Linked DNA regions of Homo sapiens: region 2 is linked to region 1. Evidence: read pairs that join two places in POLR2A ChIA-PET (ENCODE). Cell type or tissue: CD4-positive, alpha-beta T cell. All regions are shown on one strand. Links, peaks and the distances in the headings refer to the core of each region. The heading gives the core; the rest is flanking DNA.

Region 1 (4,394 bases), core at 275-4,274:
CTGCCAGTGCATTAATTTGGAGAAACTATGTATTTCTATTTTAAAACTGGAAAATTGCTTTTTAAAATTTGTCATTTCTCCAAATATTTTATTTTTCACTATGCTAAGTGATCCAAATGCATTGTACATTCCCTATGCTGTAGGTACAATTATTGTGCCCTCTAACCACTATAGATGCACAATAAACTCAGAGTAATAAATTAACATTCAAGACAAATCATTAAATTCATGTTCACAATTCCCCCCATAAAGAAAGACTGTAAGCATCTCTTTAAAGGTATGTGACAGTAAGGTTATTTTGGCTTAAGACCAATTTTCAGTGCACAGATCAAGAATGTTACTTATTCTTTTATTTGTTTGTGTTTTAATTGTGGTGAAATATACATAGAATTAATCATGTTAGCCATTTTCACTGTTCAGTTCAATAGTGTTAAGTATATTTGCACTGTTGTACAATGAGTCTCCAGAACCTTTTCATCTTGCAAAACTAAAATTTTCTATCCATTAAACAACTCCTTGTTTCTCCCTTCCCCAGCCCTTGGCAGCCACCTTCTACCTTCTATTTTTATGACTTCACATACTCTAGATATCTCATAGAAGTGAAGTCATACAGTATTTGTCCTTCTGTGACTGGCTTGTTTCACTTAGCATAATGTCCTTGAAGTTCATCCATGTAGTAACTTCCTTTTTAAGGCTGAATAGTATTCTACTCATGCAAATACCACATTTTGTCTATTCATTCATCCATCCGTATACACTTTGTGTGGCTTCTACTTCTTGACTATTGTGAATAGCTCTGCTATGAACATGGGTGCACCAGCAAGTTGCTGTTAATGAAAATGATTCATTCTGTAGTGTTCCTTCCAGCTCACAGTCTTACATTCCTGTTATCAAGAAAAGCTAACTTAAAGTCCTTCTTACTCAGTTATCCACATTTGGAATTAGCTTAACCTGTTGGCCTAACAGTCATGACCCAGTGTAACCACTCATGTCTCAGCACAGATGACAAAACGCAACTTGGCTAGGAGGAAATAGGCTCAGTGGAGGGCTGGCCTTGGAGAACTCATCTTAACAAAGTGGAGACAAAGTTATTTTGGGAGGTCATGTAAGCAGAGTGATTATCATCATGGGGTCTGGGATCAAAATCCCAGCTCCAGCCTTCACTAGCTGTGTGACCTTGAGAAAGTTACTTAACCTCCCTAAACCTCAGTTCCTAATCTCTAAACAGAGGCAGTGATCATAATAGTATGGACATCTAGGAACATGGTGAGGAGTAAATAAAATAATCCATGTTAAGAATTTAGTGTCTGGCATACAGTAAGCGCCCAACAACTGTTAGCCCATATTCTGTAGTTACAGGTCACTGTTCCAAACCCCTCAATTTACAGAGGAGGCTCAGCAAGTTGAAGGAACATTTACTCCTGCCTTCACACGTAGCCATATGCATATGCAGACACAAAGCCACAGAGCTCCGTGTGTGCAAAGACCCCCTGTTTGATTTTAAAACCCTTGTGATCAGGGCTTTACTATCTAGCTATGAAAGTTTGGTTTATCTCAAAACTTTGATTTAAAAAACACGTCAATTAACCTAAGTTTGACCCTGAGAGCCCACAGGCTTAAAAACAAAAGCTAAAAAACAGGAACTGAAAAAGTTAAAAAAAAAAAAAATGTGAGCAAAACTAAGTAAACAGCATGCACACTTTTCTACTTTTCTGCTAAGAAAATCCTTAACTTTGTATTTCTTGAATCCTGTTTAAAATATATTTGGCTTTCTTTTGCATCAAATGTGGACCATCATAACCATCATCCAAAGACCACTGCACTTTAAATAATGATCCACGCTTTTACTTGGCCTTTCACAGGCTGGAACCAATTACCAAATTTCTCTCCCCACCCCCCCACCCCCACCCACCAGCACATTTCTGCCTTTGCAGCTCTGATTACTAGAGTTGAACACATTTGAGCAGTTCATTAGACAACAGTCCAAAGCTTCAGGGCAACTTGGGGGCCACATTCACATAGAATTCAGAGTTTGCAGCCTGCCAGCCAAGCACGCTCCCTCATGCATGCTGCTGCTGAGCAACTCCCAGTCCCATAGAACAGCCTCCCAGCTACAGTGTCCTCTCTAAATCTCTGGCTCATGGTACCTTTCAAGTACATGGTGAGCTTCCTCTAGCATTCTGGGACACTTTAAGGAATCTACCTGGCTCTTTTTCATTTTTAAATTTTTAAAAAATTATTATGTATTATTATTATTGTTATTTTTTAAGCCAGGGTCTCACTCTGTCATCCAGGCTGGGGTGCAGTGACAGGATCACAGCTCATTGCAGCCTCAAACTTCTGGGTTCAAGCAATCCTCCTGCCTTAGCCTCCCAAAGTATTGGGATTATAGGCATGAGCCACTGAGCCTAGCCTTCTTTTTTTTGATCAGATTTACATTCCTCAATATTCAAGGTTCACAATGCAAAGCAACATTAACGATTTATTTTCTTCTCAGGTTTTGTGTGTGTGTGTGCACACGCATGTGTGTGTAATTTTATTTTATTTTCTAGCTGGAAAGAGGCTGTTTCTCTTGGGGCTAGTCAATTCTTAGAGATGGCAAAGGGCTCAGCCTTTCATATGAAAATGAGCCAATCCAGCCTTTCATAAGAAAACTACCCAGTCTTGCCTGTGCACCCAAGGAGGCAATATTCCTCTGCCTTAATTAACCCAGGGCCAGGTATCAGGCAACTAGGGGCCACCCCTCTATCTTAGAGGCTGCCCCAAATAATTCAAACTAGCCAATCCTAAACTGTCTACCCTGCCCTGCCTTTCTCATGAAAACCCCATTTATTGGGGGCACTGGCCAAATCTTCCCCCAGTTCCTATCTTCTGCTTCCTACCACCCTGGTGTTTTTCCATGTGCCCCTGCATGGCACGACCATGCCTCCTGTCACGAGGACCTGTGAGCATAAACTTTGTTTTGCTGAGCTTCTCCTCTGTCTCCTTTTGTGGCCACAGCTAACTAAGCATCTCATAAAAAAGTGCAAAATATCAGGTCACCCTGCCTTGCTCCTGTTCCTGCCCAAGAACCACCCAGCACATGAGGGGTTAGCAACACAGGCTGGGCATTAAAATCACCTGATTTTTGCACTTTTCTATGCACATTTCTATAAAACTATGGATGTCTAGATATCACTCCAGGCCATCTGAAGCTGCACTTCTGAGGATGCCTCGCAGGGCTCAGCTGTTCCTAGGAACTACTCAGGTGATTGTGATGAATGGCGAGGGCTAAGAACCTCTGCCCAACCAAAACAGGATGTCAGTGTACAGCCCCAGGCCCCACACTCCAAGGGCAGGCCATGTGCAAGATGAATTGCTGCAGAATCCTTCAAGGCATACCAAAAATTCCCATAAGGAGTGACCCCAATTCACCGTTAAAGGGGAAAATGTCCTTCCTCAGCTCATCTAGAAATAAAATCTACAGGACTCATTTCTACTTGGGGTCACTGAAGGCCTGATCCTACACTCCAGCCAACATCACACCCTGAGTGCACATCTTATCTGGCTGAACACTGCTTCCAGCCTGTCCTCATGAGTACACCCACATAACTCCAGTTCACTGCAGATTAAGTCAGAGAGAACCTTGCTATGGTTGGAGCTCTGCAGGAGAGCTCAGGGACTACCAGCAGAGTTCTCTCTAAGCAGCAGGACCAGTCCATGTCAGATGACCATGACCCAGGGAGCAGGCAGACCCCTGAGCATCATCAGCAAAAGATGAGGGAGGCAGACAATGTAGAAGGTATTCAATGGCTGGACTAAAAGCAGCACATACAGGAGGATCATCCCAGTGTAATCAGGGCTGCAAAGAATTAGGGCAGAGATTGAATGTTGAAGCCGGTGCAGGGGGGAAAGACACTGACCAGAGCACTGGGCTCTGGGGGTAAAATGCCTGGATTAAACCCTGGCTCTGACCCATAATTTGTGGCAAGCAAGAAAACAAAAACTCTGTAAGCCTCAGTTTTCTTATCTATCAACTGGGAATAATTGCTTTACTCATAGGGTTATTATGAGGAACAGATGAGATAGTGAGGTTGAGTGCCAGCACAGTAGCCAGTACTCAATCAAATATAACTGTAAAACAAAGGGGCAGTTCCTAAGGCCCAAAATGGAGTTTTAGTCAAAAGGAAATAAGGCAAAAGGCCAGTTACAAGATGGAGCAGGCCCTGCAGTGGAGTTGAAAACCCAGGTCACCATGATGACTGTGGACTATAACTTTGGGTTCCAGTTTCTTTGCAAAAACAAGATTGTCCCCCAAGTCCTAGACAAATTGGGCAGCCGTGGCCTTAGCTACAAAGGTTAGAAAGAGCCAAGCAACCATTACCCTGACTGTCTTGGCACAGGTTCAAAGCTGA
Region 2 (4,394 bases), core at 326-4,325, 70 kb before region 1:
TTGGGTTTCAAAGCTGTAATGTGAGTACACAGCCACTTTTAAATTCTTTCCTATTTTCCACTCTCTCTAATTACATGATATCATGGACTAAAAGATAGATCATGAGATCTTCATGTTGCTACAACTTACAAGTGATGCAAAATATCATTAGCAAACTGCATCTGAAACTGAGAGCACTTCACCCATAAGGATCCCAAGAAGAAACAGCCCACTCTAATGACAGAGTAAAAGCAAAGGCTGAGTGCGGAGCTTAAGGAATACATTGGGACCAACCTGTAGATATTTCAAAAGCACTAATTATTGGTACAGCTGGCACAGGAAGACTAAACCAACTGCACTTATCTGTAATGATTTTTTTTTTAATGCTACCAACGCATTTCACACGTGCTAAAAACTCCAGGCTAAATTGGTTGCAAGACATAAGACCATCAGGGCATTCAAAGAAATAGTCTCTGCAATTATCACTAATTAATCAGCCCTAACAGTTGGAAGCCAGTTGGAGAGGTTTACGCTTGAATGTAAATGAGGAAGGAAGGACCTGCTGGAATGAGATGGTGTGGCATATTTGTTTTGTTTTGACTTCTTTCCAGACATATTTCAGTTTACATAAATATTTGAAGGTTGGATCAGACAGGATTTACAGCACAATGGTATCAGGAATGTCTTTATAAAAACTTTGATATGGTCTAAATTAGGTTTCAAGAAGGAAGGGCAGCCGTGGGAGCAGGAGCCTTTTTCAGTATTTAACTTTATGTCCTGACCAGTGCCTAACACCACTTCATAAATCACAGGTACCTTGGACTTAGAATGCACAAGCCCTGTTTCCATGGCCTCGATTTCAGCAGGGACAGATACTGCCTGGAGAGAGAGCTTGCCAACCTTCTGTTTTAAGCACTGCATGTGTGACCTTTGGTTGACCTTAGGTTCTGGGATTTGAGGGTTAAAGTTGTCTTTTGGCACTGGAGCCTGATTTTTTTTTTTTCTCCAAAAGTGTTTAGAGAAATAAGAGAGCGCCCCACCCTCTGCAGCAGGGCAAGCTGTTTCCTGTAGAAGCAAGAGTTAGTGGCTATCCCAGTTATTCCTTGTAAAAAATACTTCTTCAGGAGAAAAACTCTTTCTCAAGGGGTCTGTTTCTGTTTCTCTTTCAATGCCTAACTCTCCAAGGAGTTTACTTAGAATTAGCATGGTCTTTGCATAAAGGCGGACAAAGCAAAGGCGATGCTGTTTGTTTTCAAGGTGAGAATTAGACCAAAACAAGAATCTGACAGGTTGAACCAAATGAAAAGCCCTCACTTCTCTGAACATGAATTTTCTTTGCACAGATTGTTTTTTCCTGAAGGCAGATCACTGAGGGGCAGGTGGATTATAGGAACCTAAACTACATAATCGTCTCTAATAAATGAACATTTTTACCGCACCAACGGTTGATTAGGGATATACCACGAAACATACTAGCCTATTTCTGAGTGAAGCAGGAAAGCTTTCATAGAGAGGTTTTATTGTTTACATTCAATGAAAGGAAAAGTCTGACTTGAAGTAGTCAGATATAATCTCTCTCTGAATTAAAAGGGTTCTATTGTACTAAGATGCTGGTGCTGTTAGCAAAGGTGAATCCAGGATTTTTGCCCAGGCACAGAATGCCTTTATACAAGCGAGCTATACATGTGGCCACAAACAGACAAACTTGCCTGGTTATTGGCAGCCATTCTCAGTGTAAGAAGAGTTTATTTTCCTTTAGGAGCCCACAGTTGAACAATGTTCTGGTGCCCTAGCTGTTTCATAACTTTCCATGTAATTAAGCAGTTGGCATGACCTTCTGTAGCAAGATAATAATAGGAATTAGCAAAGGCGGGGCTTGTACACAAGGACACTTTGGACTACTCAAGCTCACAAATAAAAGCTTTCAAATAAATGCAAAACTGTCTTTCAAATTCAAAGAGCTTTCCTAGTGAAGTGACACTCCCCCAACACACACACACACAAACACACACACACACACACACACACACTGCAAGCAAACATGACAAAATTTCCTGTAACTTGAGAACTGCAAGGGACAATTCAAAAAGGTGGGAGGAAGCAGACCTGGTCATCATTTTTCAAAAGCCACCTTCACTGTCTAGATGAACTTAAGGATGAATATCAAAGCTAGTCATTTGAAAAAAGAAAAAAAAGTCACTACAGATTTCTAGGAGTAAGCTGGTTTTGAAAAAGAAATTATGATTTAAAGAAAAATAATAAAACCATGAGCAGAGCAGAGCACAAATTACACGGCCACTGAACACCAAGTGGTTTCAAACCAAGATCCAGTAGAACAGATGTGCACCTTTCCTGGGACAGAAATCTGAGCACTTTTGTCCAGGATAGTTCAATAAGCAGGCAACAGATATGTGGGTGTGGTAGATAGCTTCCAAAGATGGCTGCCATCAATGCCTGCACTTCCTAGACACATGGGCTGCTTCCCCCATCAAGATGGGAATCTAATTCCATCTGGAAATCTGAGCTATCCTTGGCGCCTAGCTGGACAACAAATATGGCAGAAATGGGGCTGCATAACTTTTGAGGCTAGTTACTAGGGCTGTGCAGTTTCCCCCGGATCTGTTGGAATACTCACTGTTAGGATGGACCCAGCATCTCACTGTGAGAAGCTCAAAACTCATGAGAAGCCACACATAGGCACTCTGGTCAACAGCCTCATCTGGGCTGTCAACCATCGGCCATCAGGAGCTGCTGACCATGCCAGTCAGCCATATTGGTTGTGCAGCCCCAGCCAACACCTGCCTGCAACTTCATGAAAGATGCCAAGCAAGAATTGTCCAGCTGAGGCCCATTAATTCACAGAACCACGAGACATAATAAATTTGTGCATATATATGAAGTGGGTATGAAATTACTTTGCTCATTTTTTCCTTATTGACTTATAAGAGCTTTTTGTAAGTGAGGGATAGTAACTCTTTGCCTAACATTTTAATACTGTTACCAAATGAAAGGTCTTGACTGTAAGTTGTCCAGGTTTTTGGCTTGTTGAACAGAGTTGAACAAAACACACAAACAAAGCAACAAAAGAAAAAAGTAACAAAAGCACAGATTTATTGAAGCAAAAGTACACTCCACAGAGTGTGAGCAGGCTCTAGCAAGCGGCTCAAGAGCCACCCCCACCCCATTGCAATGTTCTTTAGGGTTTTTATTAAGCTAAAACAAAAAACTTGGTAACACCCGTAGGTGCCCTTTACAGGCCTCCAATTGGTTACACCCTATGAAGGATTGCCCTACGACCAGTCCGAGGCTGAAGTGGAGACTTCTGTCTTGTTGTCACAGGAGTGAATATGTGGCCTGTTTACTGCCTAATCTTGCCTAGAACTGGCTGCACCTGCTGTTCCCTTGCTTATGCCTTAACCCCTGGTTACCCTAATTCCCTATTCTTCTATCTCAATACCATACATTTTCTCAATTTTGCCATTTGCCTTTTCTCTGGTTATAGAATTATTGTGTTTTTGTGTCTGATGTAGTCAATTATTCAATTATTTGCTGCTATGGCTTTTGCTTTCATAGGCCTGCCCCATATCAAATTGAAATCCATTTCTCTGATTATTTATGTGTGAATTTAACATATGTTTATTGAACACCTACTCTGTGCCAGGCACTCTCCACTTTGCTAGTGAATAAGATAAAATAAGGGGCTGGGTGTAATGCCTCGTATGGGTAATCCCAGCGACTCAGGAGGCGTAGGCAGGAGGATTGCTTGAGGCCCAGGAGTTTGAGACCAGCATGGGCTAAATAGTGAGACTCTGTCTCTGCAAAAATGAAAAAAAAAAATTAGCCGGCCATGGTGGTATGTACCTGTAGCCCTAGCTACTTAAGAGACTGAGGCATGAGGATTGCTGGAGCCCAGGAGTTGGAGGCTACAGTAAGCTGTGATCACACCACTGCACTCCAGCCTGGGCTACAGGGAGAGATCCTGTCTCAAAACACAAAAACAAGAATAGTACCATACCTTCATTGAGCTCATAGTCTTCTAGGGGGTTAGAATGGGGTGGATTTGAACACAGAACTGCTATGAAGAATGTTATCTGTAGTAATGGGGAATATATAGGCTGCTTGGAAGCCCACAGCAGGAGCATTTATGGACTTCCAGGGACGTCAAAGAAAACTTCCTGTAGGAAGTGACATTTAAGCTGCATTCTGAGTCTTATATTTATGGCTTCATTCTACATTTAAATCAGGAGTTAATTTAAGTTCAAGCAGCAATGTACCTAGTAAATGTGATCAAAATAAGAGCTATCATTGCTTTTACATGTTGGATTTCTATATGTGCTTGGGTCTGTTTCTGGGCTTTGCATCCTATTTTTTTAAAAGCTGCCTCTTTTTGGCTCCTATGTGTTCTCTTTATAATT

Evidence for each region. ChIA-PET counts read pairs that join two places held together with the same protein. Peaks named below come from ENCODE experiments on the same cell type or tissue, not always from the same donor. Only the 100,000 strongest peaks of a DNase experiment are listed, where the experiment ranks them.
Region 2: POLR2A ChIA-PET joins it to region 1 with 22 read pairs; 8 of 35 experiments call an interaction of 5 or more read pairs at or near these places.

Annotation. Positions count from the first base shown.
Region 1 is chr5:56,685,013-56,689,406 of GRCh38, forward strand. No RefSeq gene overlaps it. Among named protein-coding and RNA genes, the nearest start is that of C5orf67, 81 kb to the left of the region's middle. RefSeq lists an enhancer at 1,596-1,745. In CD4-positive, alpha-beta T cell, for the core only: no CTCF peak of the experiment used is centred there; no DNase peak of the experiment used is centred there; H3K27ac peaks cover 2,419 bases.
Region 2 is chr5:56,615,071-56,619,464 of GRCh38, forward strand. No RefSeq gene overlaps it. Among named protein-coding and RNA genes, the nearest start is that of C5orf67, 11 kb to the left of the region's middle. In CD4-positive, alpha-beta T cell, for the core only: no CTCF peak of the experiment used is centred there; no DNase peak of the experiment used is centred there; H3K27ac peaks cover 1,163 bases.